Linked DNA regions of Homo sapiens: region 2 is linked to region 1. The links are chromatin loops, found by intact Hi-C in ENCODE. Cell type or tissue: PC-9. All regions are shown on one strand. Links, peaks and the distances in the headings refer to the core of each region. The heading gives the core; the rest is flanking DNA. Region 1 has its middle 66 kb from the start of MAGI3. Region 2 has its middle 120 kb from the start of LRIG2.

Region 1 (2,920 bases), core at 125-2,624:
AGATGTTGGGCCTGAGGCATGGGGAAGGCAGAGAGTTAGCAAATGAAGAAGGTTCTAGATTGAAGCAATGGTATGAACAAAGCCAAGGAGTTGTAAAGTGGCAGGGTGAGCTCAGAGAACCATGAGCACCTCTGTATTCTCAGCTGAAGAGAGATGGGGAGATGCAGACAGGGCTTGGGTCAGGAGAGTCTGGTAGGTTCACCAAGAACCCTGTGGCCCTGGGGCCATAAGAGCTATGGGAAGGTTTTGGTAAATGAATAATGTGGTATAACAGTGTTGTAAAAAGACTGCTCTCATGGCAGAGTGGAGGGTGAAATGGAGGGAAACCAGAATGAAGCTGGAGGTGCGGTCAGGATAAAGGCCTTAACCAGTGCAAAAAGTGAGGATAGAGAGGAGGGGTGAGGTCAATAAATATTTAGAAGACAAAATTAGCAGCACTTGGTGATGAGTAATGAGTGTCTTTGGATAATAAAAATTGGCAAGTTTGATGATTGGTCCTTGGCAAAATGCTGTAGCCAATTTTTGGAAACAGTAAATGAACATTTCATTTAGAAATTAAAATGGTGGATTAATTTAGCCTCAGAACACATTGACTATGAACAAATCATACCAAGCATGTCTCATTTCCTCTTTACAGAATAGTTATTTTTCCAATATAAAATAATAAATGCTTATTTTAGAAAACTTGGAAATTATCGAAAGCTAGGATAAGAAAAAGTTCTGCTACCCACTAATTAACATTCCTGTCAGTATTTTTCTAAGAAGATCCTTTAACATGGTTGTGATCATTCTGTCCACTAAGTCTAACAGTGTGTGATATTTTTTTCTCTTAACATTACACCTCAAACGTATTTATTTTGTAACAAAATCTTTGTAAATATTATTTTAAATAGATAATATTGACTGTCTATGGATGTGCTTTAATTCATATTTTATGGGATATTTGTTTCTAATGTTGGGATATTTAAAATAATAATTTCATTGATATCTTTATATATAAAGTGCTTTCCATGTATGGGACAGATTTCCTTAAGATAGATTTCTTAAAAATGTTTACAGTATCAAAATATACAAATGTTTAAAACCTTTTGTTACATGTTATCAAACCTCTTTCAAAAAGGATTGCAACAATTTATAATGCCACTGGTATTGTAAGGTTATCCATTTCACAATATCTCTTCCTGCAGAAAATCATCATTAAAAACAACTAAACAAAACCAAAACACTTTGCTAACTTGATTAGTAAAAATGCCAACTCATGGCCAAGCATGTGTGACTCACACCTGTAATCCCGGCACTTTGGGAGAGCCGGACAGGAGGATTGCTGCAGCCCAGGAGTTTGAGACCAGCCTGGGCAACGACACTTTGTCTCTACAAATAATTTTGTCTCTACAAATAATTTTGTCCCTACAGATAATTTTAAAAATTAGCTGGGCATGGTGGCATAGGCCTGTAGTCCCAGCTGGCCTTAAACAGGGCAAAAAGTGAGGATAGAGAGGAGGGGTGAGGTCAATAAATATTTAGAAGACAAAATTAGCAGCACTGGGAGGCTGAGGTGGAAATATCCCCTCGACTGGGAGGTTGAGGCTGTAGTGAGCTGTGATCACACCCCTGCACTCCAGTCTGGACGACAGAGTAGGGGGATAAAAGTCAACTCATTTCATTTTCTTTGTTTTTACAAATATGAATAATACACACATACGGGAGAAAGTAAAATAGTATAGAAAGGCATAAAATGAGAAAGCAAAAATCTCCCCCCTTCCACAACCCCAAACCTACCCGCTTCCCCAAAGCAACCACTGCAAAAAACTTACTTGTGAATACCTTTCTGAAAAAATTGTTTATTAAAGTTTCTAAAATAGTACTAGGTACTATTTATATCCGAGGGTTCTAGGTCTGGAAACCTTTCCATGTCAATGCATATAGTTCTACTCTATGAATATATAAAAATTTATTTATCCAGTTCCCTATGGATTGATATTTTGTTTATTTTCAATATTTTGCTATTGCAAAGAATCCTGCAATGAACATCTTTGAATTAAGATCTCAGTGTACTTGTGCAGCATAATTCCTGGATATGAAATTATTTTCAATCTTACATTTTAAAATGTTTACAGCAATTTATGATCTCACCAACAATGTGTAAATGTTTATTCCTTCACACTCTCACAGATAAGCCTTTTTTATCAATCTGATAGATGAAAAAATGTCATCTCCAGCCAGGCACGGTGCCTCATGCCTGTAATCCCAGCACTTTGGGAGGCCGATGCAGGCAGATCACCTGAGGTCAGGAGTTCAAGACCATCCTGGCCAACATGGTGAAACCCCATCTCTACTAAAAATACAAAAATTAGCAGGGTGTGGTGGCACGTGCATGTAATCCCAGCTACCTGGAAGGCTGAGGCAGGTGAATCACTGGAATCCGGGAGGCGGAGGCTGCAGTGAGCCAAGATGACACCACTGCACTTTAGCCTGGGTGACAGAGCAAGGCTCCCTCTCAATAAAAAAAAAAAAAAAGGTCATCTCAGCGCACACTCATTCATAAATGTTTATTGAGCTCCTACTTTGTGCCAGGCCCTGCTCTAGATGCTTGGGACACACAACTGAACAAAGCAAAGATTCCTGCCCCTATGGAGCTAACATTCTAACACAATTAACAATAAGCATAATACATAATAAATCATAGTACACAAGTAAGTCAGAAGAAGATAAGCTCTGGATGCACTAGAACCTCTGCTTTTGCTGCCTCTGAAACAGAACGTCATGGCTACCTTTGTCACAGCACCACCAGAATGGATTTTGGTCAGTTGCTGCTTCTTAACCTCACTGGTTCTTGCCACGAAATTTAGGACTAGAGTATCTGATTGGTGAAGGCTAGATCATGTGACAGCACTCTTACTGTAAGGGTGGTTAGGAAAGT
Region 2 (2,920 bases), core at 190-2,689, 130 kb after region 1:
AAAAGGGGTGGGGACCTCTTGCAGGAAATAATGTTTCAGCAGAGACTCAAAGAATATGTAAGAGTTACCCAGATGAAGAGTAGAAGGATGAACGTGCAAGTGGAAAGAACAGCATGAGAGAAGGCCCTGAGGTGGGAAGGGCTTGGTGCATTACAGGTACTCAGTAAATATCTATTGAATTAATTTTTTAAAATTATGATTTGGGCAGGGCCAGGGTGCTATGGGAGCATATAAGAATGGCACAGAACCCTTGCCTACCCCAACCAGCAACAAAGGAATGAGGAATGAGAAAGAGTTACGTTAGAATTGACTTCCTGACTTTCAGGAGGAGAAATAGCATGTGCAAAGGCCCTGGGGTCAGAGAGAGATCAGAGAGCAGTTCTGTATGGCTGGACCATAGTGGGATGGATTTGAGGAGGGGCATTTGTTGAGGGGAGAATGAGAATTGGCAAGAAATGAGGCTGGAAATGTAAACCAGAGCCAGATCATGAAGGGCCTCATAAGCCATGGTAAGCTGTGTAGATTTCATTTGGATGCTGTGGTGAGGTGGTGTTAGGGAAGGAAATCATAGGCTCAGGCCAGCACGTTGGAAAGATCTGGTTGCATGGTCAAGAGAGGACTGGATGGGCCGGGCGCGGTGGCTCACGCCTGTAATCCCAGCACTTTGGGAGGCTAAGGCAGGCGGATCACAAGGTCAGGAGATTGAGACCATCCTGGCTAACATAGTGAAACCCCATATCTATTAAAAATACAAAAATTAGCCAGGCGTGGTGGTGGGCCCCTGTAATCCCAGCTACTCAGGAGGCTGAGGCAGGAGAAAGGCGTGAACCCAGGAGGCGGAGCTTGTGGTGAGCCGAGATTGCACCACTGCACTCTAGTCTGGGTGACAGAGTGAGACTCCATCTCAAAAAAAAAAAAGAGGACTGGATGAGACGGCAAAGTTGTTAGAGAAATTCAGGCAAGAGAGGGTGGTGGCCACAGGTAGTGTGGCATGGGGAGAAAGAAGTAGACAGCTCCAAAGGGGAACATTGTGTACCTGATGGAGTTAGGTAGGCAAGATAAGAGTCACATCAGGGCAGACGCCAGGCTGGTGCATAGTTCCTCTTTCTTCCTGAAGCTAGCTAACCTCATGGGAGACAGGGTTCCTGGTTTACAATGGAGGGTGTTACAGGACTGCCTGCATCCTTGGCTACTGGTCACCATGCCCTGCTTATTTTCTGCTCACTCTGTCCTCTGACTTTTCACTGGGTTTGGCCAATGGGGAGCTCACAAATACTGCAGAGCAGAGGAACAGGGTCCCCCATAAGGACCTTGCCTCCCCATGAGGAGGCCCAAGGCTGGCTGTGCCCCTCAGTCTCTCTCAAGGTAACCTTGTCATCTCTACCTTCCTCTACATGACTTTTTTACTTCCTGGTTTCAATGTCCACTCCCTCCCCTTTCACTTGGGCCTGGGGTGGTATACAGCTCAGCTTACGGGCTGCAAAAACACCCCAACATCCCTTCTGGTTCCCACGACTTCACCCACACCTTTGTTAAATTCACCCTCCTTGAGTTACTCTAATGAGTGTGACATCTGTTTCCTGTTGGGACTCTGAGTCACACACTTCTGACACCAGGCTGAATTGTTCATAAAATAATTCCCAGTTCCTTTAAATCAGACCACACCCCCGCAAGCCCAACAGCCAATAAGGCAAGAACACACGCTCCAACCGTTTACCTGGTGTGCAATCAGGATCTTCGTACGCCTCCTTCCCCTGGTCAAGTTCTGCTCCTAGCCACCCAGATTTGAGTAGGGCTCAGATTCCCCAGCTGTGACCCTGGGGATTTTCCTAGCGCTGGGCACCGCCCACCACACTGCCCCACACAGGATGCCGCTGCCAGGTTCGGCGCCTTGGGCTAGGACAGGGTATGCAGGGACAAGGGAAGGTAGGTAGCCTCAAGGTTCCTTTTCACCAACCCTGCTGAGACCTGGGGATCCCATCATCAAGTGGCCACTGACCTCCCCTGAGAGGGCTGGAAAAACTTGCAAAATGGTTCTGACTCACTGTTCTCTAGGCTTTCTGCTGACCTGTGATCACCTGCGTGTCTGTCTGGGTGTGTATAAATGGGTCTGTGTCTGTGGTATTTTTGTCTGTTTTTCCCTCCCCAACTCCAGAATGTAAACACACTGAAGGAAGGGACTTGTCTTGTTCTCCACTGTATCCCAGTGCCCAGCCCAGTGCCTGGGACACAGTAGTTAGTGGATAAGTATTTGTTGACCAACAGACCAGTGACTGGTCTCTCATCATCTGTTTACAGTCTTCCCCCAGACAACATAGAGCTCCACCGATTAGATTTCCTAATTACATTCCTTTTCAGTCTTGCCTCCCTGAGATGAGCCTTGTCAGCATCGTGAATATTTCCAGCAACTCCTCAATCACACATTTATAGCTTTTTTATGGGATACTCCTACAACCTGATTAATGTCTTTATTGCCCTAAGCACTGACAAGTTTCCAGGGACTCGCACATGAAATTCAAAATAAAATTTTATAGCACATGAAATTCAAAATAAAATTTTATTTTTTGGTTTAACATGAAAGTTTATGCTAAAATTTTAAAAAGCAACTTTCTAGATTTTCTGCCTGCAAAATTGTGAATAAGCTCATTACAGCTGAACTTATCCTTCTTTCTCTCTGTTTGCTGGTGCCCTAGGCAACTGTTTGGTTTGTCTATCGGGCATTAGTTATTTTCATATACGAGTAATTCCATTACTAGTTTTTCACAAGCCAGAATGGAGTTCTTGGGAGCATGGAGACGACAGGGAAGAGTCAATGTCCCATTACCCCACATGTGTTGTTTTTCAACCTAGGCACTACTGGCTGGACATGGGACTAACCCGCTCATTGCAGGACATTTATCATTTCTGAGTTCCAGGCGCT

Evidence for each region. Peaks named below come from ENCODE experiments on the same cell type or tissue, not always from the same donor. Only the 100,000 strongest peaks of a DNase experiment are listed, where the experiment ranks them.
Region 2: it touches region 1 in a loop (2.0-fold over the local background); 3 of 110 quality-filtered maps call a loop at or near these places.

Annotation. Positions count from the first base shown.
Region 1 is chr1:113,323,553-113,326,472 of GRCh38, reverse strand. No RefSeq gene overlaps it. Among named protein-coding and RNA genes, the nearest start is that of MAGI3, 66 kb to the left of the region's middle. In PC-9, for the core only: no CTCF peak of the experiment used is centred there; DNase peaks (open chromatin) are centred at 1,242 and 2,442; H3K4me3 peaks cover 641 bases; H3K27ac peaks cover 2,478 bases.
Region 2 is chr1:113,190,631-113,193,550 of GRCh38, reverse strand. No RefSeq gene overlaps it. Among named protein-coding and RNA genes, the nearest start is that of LRIG2, 120 kb to the right of the region's middle. RefSeq lists an enhancer at 1,227-1,336. In PC-9, for the core only: no CTCF peak of the experiment used is centred there; a DNase peak (open chromatin) is centred at 1,680; H3K4me3 peaks cover 1,637 bases; H3K27ac peaks cover 1,935 bases.